2 separate regions of the Mus musculus genome follow, and region 2 is linked to region 1. Evidence: chromatin loops called from intact Hi-C (ENCODE). Cell type or tissue: left cerebral cortex. All regions are shown on one strand.

Region 1 (5,000 bases):
TAAAGACAAATACTGTGTTGTGTTTCAGAGGATCAGATGTTTATCTGGCTCTTTCAATAAACCTGTTTGTTTTGTGATACTTGGCATTTCTGATGGAAGCAACAGCTAGAGTGGATTTTATTTTGCTCAAATCTAAATAGCAGAGAAGATCCTAAAACCTGAACCATGCCATTAAGTGTTTGCCCCCAAACACTGATCCAGCCAAGGAGACAGAAGTAACTCTGGCTGCCAGAAGTACTGTATGAACCATCCTAGGCAGAAATTTGGGGAAGCCTGAGGAGAGCTTACGGCACACTACCTCTACCAGAGATGCCTTAGGCAGAATGGTACAGAAAGCTTGGGGTGGGGTGGGGATCTCCTGGTTGGGGGAACTTTGCCACTAGCCAACCAAGAACTCAGATAAGGCAGGTGCTGCCTCAGGGCTGTGTCCACTCCTTGTTCTCTCACAAGGGAGGGCTTTAATGTTCTCATCAACAGACCAGAGGAGACAATGGGGACTTTGTGAAGAGTTCCAAATCTTACACGAGTGCTTTTGGAATTCAGATCCAAGGCAGAATGGTCCCACTTATTCATATCACCTCTCTCCTGCCTCAAATGATGAAATTCTAGAACATTCTCTAGCTACTTTTGCAAACTCTTACATGTGCAAGACTCTTGTTTTGCCTAAGCATCCTTCTTTCTGTTTAAATGCTGCATAAACCAAATGTCCAGAACCCATCTATTCCCAAGTTTGAATCAAACACTGCATGTGTCCTTTGAGCCTCATTGCAATCTAATAAGATAGGAAGGGCAGGTGACACTAAGCCTTGAGGATGTGTTTTTCTTTTTCTTTCACATACTATATTTTTATTAGATATTTTCATTATTTACATTTAAAATGTTAACCCCTTTCCTGGTTTCCCCTCTGAAAACACCCTATCCCATCTCCTCTCCCCCTGCTTCTTTTTTTAAAAAATATTATCTTTTATTAGATATTTTCTTTATTTACATTTCAAATGTTATTGCCTTTCCTCCTTTCCTCTCTGAAACCCCCTATCCCATCCCCCTCTTCCTACTCACCCACCCACTCCTGCTTCCCTGTCCTGGCATTCCCCTACACTGGGGTATCAAGTCTTCACAGGACCAAGGGTCTCTCCTCCCATTGATGTCCAACAAGGCCAGAGGATGTATTTTTCTACTACAGTAGTTAGTGAGCATTTGTAAGTTACAGACACATGGCAATACTATTGGAATCCTCTGAGTGATCTGGGGATGGGCTCAGGGATGGCGGAAGCCTGCCCAGTATCTGGGATATGTGAAGCATATCCATAGCCACGAGCTATGATATGCTCATGATCCATGAGCCAGCATGCAACCCATTCAACCATGGCCCAGTGATGATGGAGACTGCTAGTAGGAGGAGCCTGAGCCAGTCATCCCCAGTCACAGCATAGGGATAGACAGAACTCGGTTGATCCCCTTCTTTCTGTTACTGTACAATTAAGAGTGCTGTCACCTAGATAATCTGCTACACTCTACTCAATACAGAAATCCACTCAATGCATGCCTGGCTTCAACACTACTGATTGCCATCTTTTAATAAGATAAGAGACAGACAAGGGTGGAGTTTAGCTCATCCTAGGAACCACTTGGAGGACTCAACCATTGCTGTGGTGGCCTGTGATATCTGGGTCCAAGAAAATTTGCAAAGTACATAAATAACACACCTGATAGATCTGGACTCGGAAATAAATGGCCTCATTCTAAATATGGAAAGCCTTATTTATTCCTGCTTGCATCTGCTGCCTTCTCCTGCCACTAAACACATTATCCAAGGTGCCGGGTGTGGAATTTAGTGGGAGGTTAAAAAAGAAATCAGAGAATATCAAGCCAGAAGGCAAATGCGGCTTTGGCCTCGCAAGGCTTGAAACATCCCGTGCTAATCAGCACCGTTATTTGCGTATTACACATGGCTAGCAAAGCTCCTTATCATCAGAGATCAGCAAATTCTCACAAATACCTGAGAGCAGTAGTGTGTTCTGCACATGACTAAGGCAGCCACCAGGTGGCAGCATTTTTACCGTTTATTCCTTCACTGAGGTTTTGCTTTTCTTATAGAATTTTCACCTTGCAAGCCAGCCACGCTGTGCAGCAAGTCCAAGGACACTTACATGGATGCCTTAATTCTCTCTTAAGGCACTGTCAGGTATGAGGAGTGGTGACAGACACTCTTATTTATGACCGGGGACATTTTTAGTGAGGATTTTTTCTGGAGCAGCTTCTACAGGGCTACAGTCCATGGCTTTGCCTATATTCTCTCATGTCATATCAGGGCCTCATGTAGCCCAGGATAGCCTCCAAATTACCGTGTACCAGACAGTGACTATGACTTGATCCTTTTGTCTCCACCTCCTAAGTGTTGGGATTAGAGCATCATACCTGGTGTTATGTAGCGCAGTGAAAAATCTACTAGGGCTTCATGTATGCTCAGCAAACACGAACTGAGCTACAAACCGCTCCATAGTCTCAGATGCCTGTGTATCACCAGGGACATCCAGAGACTGGTGGACAGATCACTGAAGGGCCACTCACTGACTACGGCAGCTCAGCTATACTGCATCACAAAACAGGGTCCCTGTCATTCTCCTACAGAGGGCAGTAACTTGAAATTTCAACAGTGCCAAACACAAGCATGGCACTGACACTCTCATGCTAGACCTGTCAAGGTACCAGAGCCGCTGAATTGCACACGCCCCTCTCTTCCTATGTCTTCTGGGATCTTGGTGCACACAGACAGTTGTTCTTTACTATGGAAAGTGGAGGCGGCGTGGAGGCCTGTGAACTGGTGGCTGGCTCCAGCAGACTGCAAGGATATGCTCTCCAATTTTCCTCTTGCTTTTGTTTGTGCCTCATGGTGTGTTTTCCAGACTCCGCTGCACACTCCCATGAAGAGAGTATATATAGAAATCTCTGGAAAGGACACGGGAAACTTAAATCCCTAGTACCCTGGAGTCAAGTCAGCAAGACACAGAGAAGTCATAGAATTGTAGTCCTCAGCAGGATCTCAGCTTCCACTTGAGCTATGGTGGGGTGCTGCAGGCTGCAGCTGGTGACTGCTCTCCTACCCCATTCATCTCCATCTTATTTTCTCCAAATGTACATAGCCATTCAAAATGGCAGGCTCTGCCCTTTGCATAGCATGAAGGAAAAACTCAGCTTGGCTGAGGAATGACAGGCTCTGACATGTTGAGTTCATTGCTTGAACAGAGACCAAATTTTAGGGCTGCCCTGTGCTCTTAAGTCCAAGGGGCCCTTAAATCTCTACTACCCTCTTCAGAGCCCCCAAATGCTCAGGCCTCGAGAGTACTGGTCATTAGTCAGAATCTCTGAGTATATACACAGATGGGTGCCTGGCCCAGTGTCCCCTGCTGGAGGAAGCAAAGCTTGCTTAGCACAGCTGTGAGGGCCCCAAGATGGGGGTAACATGGCAACAACCACTAATTTTTTTTATGTCAAATCTCCTCTCTTTGTTTTTAATTTTCTATATCAGGAGAAGCTTGTGTTGGGTCACTCTTCACAATATCTCAGACTTAAAGCCATAATAAAAGACAGATATCGGAAGAGTCTAGCAAGTATGCCCTGATAATACCTTGATAGAAGGAACTATGGAGCAATTAACATTTTTTTTTCTTGGCAGGCTACTTCTTGTATTAGTGGATTGATAGTTGCCTAGTTTTCTAATTTTTACTCTACACTTTAGAGTCAAAATATATCATTTCCCCCAAAATGTCTATGTACTGGGGATTTGTGCCATGCAGTTAAGGTGTGGCAAAATGCCATCTTGCTACATAAACTTCATAACTTACAGGTGCACTTGTTAAAACCACTGTTTCCCATGGTAAGAATGACAGCCAGCAGCTGAGGCTCTGGAGATAGCAATTGCCTGGACTATGCCTGAGTGATAACAGAAGTTATATTTGTGGCTTGTCTCTATTCCCTAGTCTGGCTAAGTGCCCACTGTTACTGAGGGAAGGGTCCTTGATATCTCCTCTTTCCTCTTTCCTCTTCACCAAGTATCCATGTAGCTGAATCCCCTGGTGGAAACTTGTAACACAATTCTGGATGTGTGAGGGATGTATACCTCTAGTATCTCCAGGGATGCATCTTGTTACCTGAATTTCACACCTTTTACTGGGCCGAGACACAAGAAGCTTGCAGAGGGGAGGGCATACACTGCTAGACAAGGTGTCACTTCTAATAGATGGCCCATGATCAGGAGAAGGGGTTACAGTGTGGTTTTGAATAGATCCATTGAGACAGCGTCCTAGTGAGTGTAGGCAAGGTGCTTAGAATCCCATTCAGGGTGGCACATAGCCCCAGACCTCCATGGAGCGACACCTCCTAGAAGTGTCCTCTAGTAACATTTACTTAAAATTCCAATACCTTACAGACTTGGCACCCACAGCAGTATCTGCTTTTCTTTTGATAAACTGACTGCCAGGTATATTTATTTCTGCAGAAAGGGAGGACAGGTCTTTCCTGTGGGAGAAGTCAGCAGGTGACCCTGTAGGACTCAGGGAGGCAGAATTCTGCACCCCATGGCTTCTCAGCACCTCTATGGAGAGCCATGTACCTTGTGCTGGCCCAGGTCTATCGTCAGAGGACACTTCTGCCTCCAGAGCTTCTCAATACTCAAGACAGCTGAACACTTCATCCTAAAACCAAGAGGCAGGATCACAGACCTCTATCTTAACACTGGTGTCTCTGGTACTATTAGACAAGGAAAAGGTTAGACATGGGACTTCAGAGTTATATAGCCTATTACACTGAAACTTTTAGAATTAGAAAAAGAAATAAAAGCCTAAAGAAGCAAAGAAACAGTGAACAAAATAATTCCAGGTTATGAGCTCTGGATATCAGGTGTATCTACTAGAGATTTTAAGGTTCATCATGCTAACCCAAGGTGCAACTTTATCTGTCATATTCCCACAACCAACACATAATTTAAAGCCTTGAAACTA
Region 2 (5,000 bases), 66 kb after region 1:
TGTTTGTTTTTGTTTTTGTTTTTCGAGACAGGGTTTCTCTGTATAGCCCTGGGTGTCCTGGAACTCACTTTGTAGACCAGGCTGGCCTCAAACTCAGAAATCTGTCTGCCTCTGCCTCCTGAGTGCTGGGATTAAAGGCGTGCACCACCACCGCCCAGCCTGTGTCTCAGTTTAAAAAGGTTGGACATGCCTGACAATCTGGCCAGTGATCCCTACCATATACTGGGTTATTCTAAAAGTCTCTCTCTCTCTCTCTCTCTCTCTCTCTCTCTTTCTCCCCCCCCCTCTCTCTGTGTGTGTGTGTGTGTATGTGTAGGGACACAAAGTAACCTGGTGATTAATTTGGGGGCTGTCTAGTGCCCTCTCCACCCCCTCCTTTACCTTTCTTTATTCATTTATTCTGAAGAATGGGCATTGGGCTCTGTGATGGATGAATCATCTCTGGGTAGAGATGGATTGGTACAAAACTGATTAAGGAAGAATAAAATGATCTGGACTTCACATAGCTCAAAATAATCACGAGATCCATTCTGATTTTGCTTATTTGAGCAATAAACAGAACAGGGCATAAATCATACTGGATTCTGAAGAGTGAATTAGCGCCCAGCCAAGTTTGCTCATTTATCTTCCAAAGCTATTTTGAGGGATTGAAAAGCTTCCCCAACAGCAATGGCATTTAGGAGGACAAAAAGCTAAAATTTGCTTTTTTTCCCCCTGGCTTTAAACTTTCATGACTAAAATCATAAAAATATCCCAACCCCACATCTTCAGCGTCAAATATTGTGAGTTTTCTTGAGTCTTCTCATATGTTTAGTATAGTGGGAGACACAAAAAGATACAAGTTCAGACCTAGGCAAGTGCTATTCACAGTAGGTGCACACTGATTACAAATGCAAAGTAGATCAGCAAGGGGCAACCTTCAGTTACTGAGGGGTCAAGAACAGTATTTGTAATAACTGAAATCCACTCAGTACCTAGCTATACCTGTCACCCTTTGAATATCTCATGAATCAGTCACTGAAGTTCTTGTGTTAGGGGTCCCACACCATCAGGGCTTAAAAGCACATGAGCCCTGCTACTGTTATGTTAATGCCTTACCTCCACCCTGACCCTGATCCCACACAAGTTCTGGACTCTGATCACTGACGTGCAATGGGGCAGCTGGGTTGAGACCCCAATATGTCCGACAGGAACACCGATCACAAGGAAATGCCAAGTCATAAGAAAAGAGAGTCTGCTTTATTGGTCACTGTGTCCCTAGGTTAGTCTACTCTCAATCTACCCCAAATAAAAGAAGAAATAAGACAGGTCAGAGTGGGTCTGGGGCAGGTGTTTGAACCATGAAATATTTTGGCAGAGATAAAATGTTCCAAAGCAGAGAGGCAATAGTGGCCAAGTCCTTCAAATACCCTACAAACCACCAAGCTGTGTGGTCTAGATCTGTAAATTAAGGATGTGAGAAGCGTGCCTCAAAAGGGCTTGGCAAGGGAAGCGAGGGGGGGGGGGTAAAGGGAAAGAAAGGTCAGGAGGGGAGGGAGCCATGCTCTAGGCCCTTCATTTTCCATACATCTTCAGGTGAGCTTAAGTTGACCTCCAGTGCCGGTTGAGAAAGCCCTTCCTGAGCTGAGAGGACAGGTGCCTGCCTGTTGGAAAACTCGAACAATTCCACAGAAGACATCACAGGCGGCCACCCAAGGCACCCATCCCTGTCCTGTAGTCTTGAACCAGCTAAAGCCTGCCAACCCATGCTGTCTCCTCAAACTCCATTAACAAAGAACCAGCAAAATTAACAGGTAGCTGCAGTTTCCTCTCTGGTTGGCTCCCAGGCCCCCAGGAAGTTGCTCCCTGCTGCAGGTGAGACTCAGAACTCCATGTTATCTTTTACCTTCATAGCAGACCCCATCATGATGTCATGGTCTCATTCCTCCTTGGGCCTGCTGTCTCAGAGGAGGCATCTGATCAGTGTGCCCAGTAACAGATCATCCTGGCAAGACTGATGATGTGGGAGTCTCTGCTACATGAGGGTTGGACTCACAAAGCCTCAGTCACAACAGGCTGTGTAGCCCTGGGCTGATGGCTTTACCTCTCTGAGAAACTATCTACTCCTTGAGGTGGGGTAGTCCATCACTGGTCACTGTTCTTGGGAGTCAGTTGACAGAGGTGACTGTTCTGCTACTGGTGGAGACGATTGTGTGTACATAACTTTTAGGTTCCTTGTTCCTCCAGCATAGGCTGGCTAGGCTCAGTTAACCTGCTGTACCATTGCCATGTCAGGACTTGCCCTTTTGGAAAGTAAGGGACAGCAGGTGGCTCAGGCACATGGAAGGCTGATCTCTGTGACCCTGGGCCTCCTTCAGATGGAATGAGAGATGGGCTTGCTTCCCTTCTTCTAGGCTCACCTCAAAACTATATAGTTAAATACAGGTCTCCACACCTTTAGAAGCTTCTGTGTTCATCTTTTCCCAAAATTCTACTTTGGAACAAAAGCTTACATAGCCTGCCCTGAGATGGATGCAGGAGAAAAAGACAGAGAGTTCTTCCCATTGTGGGTCAGGAGACCAGACTGGAACATGACGAAGACAGACAGCAGCATCCTGAAGGATGCTGCACACATGGTCCACCATCTCAAAAGACCACAGAGGCTCTATTGTCTCCCATCTGGGTCTATTTTCTCTCATCCCCATCCTTTACAGTTCTGTATCGACCCGTAGGTGTCTGGCCCAGTATGCTTTCAGGCCATGAGGGCAAATTTCTCAAATTCTTCACCTATGGCTATAGTTGTAGTTAATGTAAACCATGTAAAAGATATACCGATGCCTGAGAACAGGCCTAGCCAAAGAGGCAGCTTGGGCTCAGTGGCTCACTCTGACAGAGAGAACTGAGTACTATCTGTGTGCTCATGGTAAGCTCAGGAACACAGTGCATATGCCAAAGCTCCAAGCTGCAATAGTCATCTACACACATGTCTATGCAACAGACATGTGTCTCTAATAGGCACAGCGACAGAGCTCAGGTTCTGTGGGAGGAGCCACCGAGAGCTGCTTCTGTTATCTGAGGACAAAGGAAGCCTTCTCAGGAATTATTTTCAACCAGCTAAAATGTGTATTCTGTTTTTTTCTTTTTAAAGCGCAAAGTTAGTAGTGATGACAGATTGGAATAAAGGAAATACAGGGAAGCTAGCCCTAAGTCCCTGCAGAGCTCAAGTAGGAATTCGAAAGCACATCAATGGCAGGCAGTCTGGGAGAACAACACAGCTATAGCCAAAGCTCTGGGATCTCACAGCCATGGAAGAACTGTCTGTGTGACTGCATACCCCTCCACCCAAGAGAACTTGATGGAACTGCTAGCTCATAGGTTTGAAGTCTATGGCACAGAAACTGACTTGTCTGCTGGAAGATTCTACCATTTTTTAAATTTTTTTTTAATTTTTATTTTTTTAGAACAGTTCAGCATGTACAGATTCCCCTTAACCTGCCTGGCCATTCCTTTTCGTTTCTAAAGGCAGAGCTGAGTGCTAGGAGACTGAGCTCACAGGATCAGGGGCTTGCAATCTGACAAGGGCCTGAGAGAGTCCTGTTAAGAGAGTATATGGAAGAGTGCATGGACCAAGGCTTCTGGGATGTGGGGAAAGTCCAGGGGTTGCCAAGGTCATGGTATCACCATAGATTGCAACCCAATGCAGAAGCCCCGTTGCTAGGGTTCTGCTGTGTTTCTCAGCACCCATCTCCTTTATGCCACACATTGGCAAATTGTCGGGGTCAGAAGCAGTCAGGCTGAGAATAATTAACACAACTGGAGCAATCTAGAGGGAAGAGCCCATCCTAACAGACAGGAGCTGAGCCACAGCAGGGCCAATTTGGGTGATGCCTGACATGATGAGGCCCACAGCAAGTGTCCTTTCCTGACTTACACAGCTGGAGATGCTGGGACTGTAGTCATTAGCAGCTGATGCTGCTCAGGGCTGAAATTAGCCAGTAGAGAAGGGGTGCTGGGAAAGTCATGGAGAAGAATACAGCAGAACTCCATCGGAGCAGAGAGAGTGAATTTGGAGTTAACAACAGTGAGATTGTAGGATGTAACAGGGCAGGCTGATGGAGTTTAATGTGTTAAGGTGTTTAGATCATTCTCTAACCACTGGCTTTTCCAGTCATGCTGGGCAGTACTAGTACAGTACTGGTTCCTAGTATTTAGTGCATTACTAGTACTAGTACTTAGTGCACTATTTATACCTAGTGTACTACTAGTACCTAGTACAATAGATAGTATAGTATTGGTACTTAGTAAATACTAGAGTGCCGACTATAACACTGGAACTGGGTACATTCGGTATGAGTACCCAGCACAGCACTGGTACCTAGAAGTCATAAGATTTTAGACTAACAATGCCCTGAGAGCTTCTTCCAGCACTTCTAAAGGTTTGTAGGAATTTGCCTTAGAGCAGTAGTGTGGTGAATAAGAATTAGAATTCACAGAGATATAAAACCTTGACCCTTTCATTAGTCATTAGAAACCTGGCTGTCTATGTTTCTGTTTATGGAAAAGATTAATTCCAAAGAGGTCAGGTCATACCACCCTCTTAGTGGAGTTCAAGCCTCTATACTTCATGGCATTGGAAAGGATAGAAACCACTGGCTAAGGTGAAATTCTAATCTGGACTATCAAAAGCACGACTTCTCAAAAGAAACCCTTTATAATCAGTGTGCTCTGTCAATTGCTTCTTGTGTGTCTGAAATCCCACAATTGCCTGCTGTTGACTGAGCCAAGAGTCTTGGAGTCAGGAAGCTACCTGGCCATTATGCCTTCTCCCCATTGTGTGCTACTGAGCCTCTGCCCTCATCTTGGAACACTTGGTACTGGGTGGGTGAATCATGGTGTGTCTCCATGTGTCCTGCCTATGAAGGTGGCTGCAGAGGTGGCAGAGAGGCAAGCAGTCTGCCTGGAAATTGCATCTGCTCTGCCTCTGGGGAGTCACAGCCTGCCTACCTTTCTCATGCTGTTCC

The links. Peaks named below come from ENCODE experiments on the same cell type or tissue, not always from the same donor. Only the 100,000 strongest peaks of a DNase experiment are listed, where the experiment ranks them.
Region 2: a loop joins it to region 1, with 2.0 times the contacts of the local background. A loop is called at or near these places in 5 of 42 quality-filtered maps.

The regions. Positions count from the first base shown.
Region 1 is chr5:27,613,061-27,618,060 of GRCm38, reverse strand. The region is part of intron 8 of Dpp6 (dipeptidylpeptidase 6); the gene reads right to left. Among named protein-coding and RNA genes, the nearest start is that of Gm16058, 62 kb to the right of the region's middle. In left cerebral cortex, a CTCF peak has its summit at 2,036 (motif pointing right); DNase peaks (open chromatin) are centred at 2,052 and 2,736.
Region 2 is chr5:27,547,453-27,552,452 of GRCm38, reverse strand. The region is part of intron 6 of Dpp6 (dipeptidylpeptidase 6); the gene reads right to left. Among named protein-coding and RNA genes, the nearest start is that of Gm16058, 4.1 kb to the left of the region's middle. In left cerebral cortex, no CTCF peak of the experiment used is centred here; DNase peaks (open chromatin) are centred at 590 and 3,023.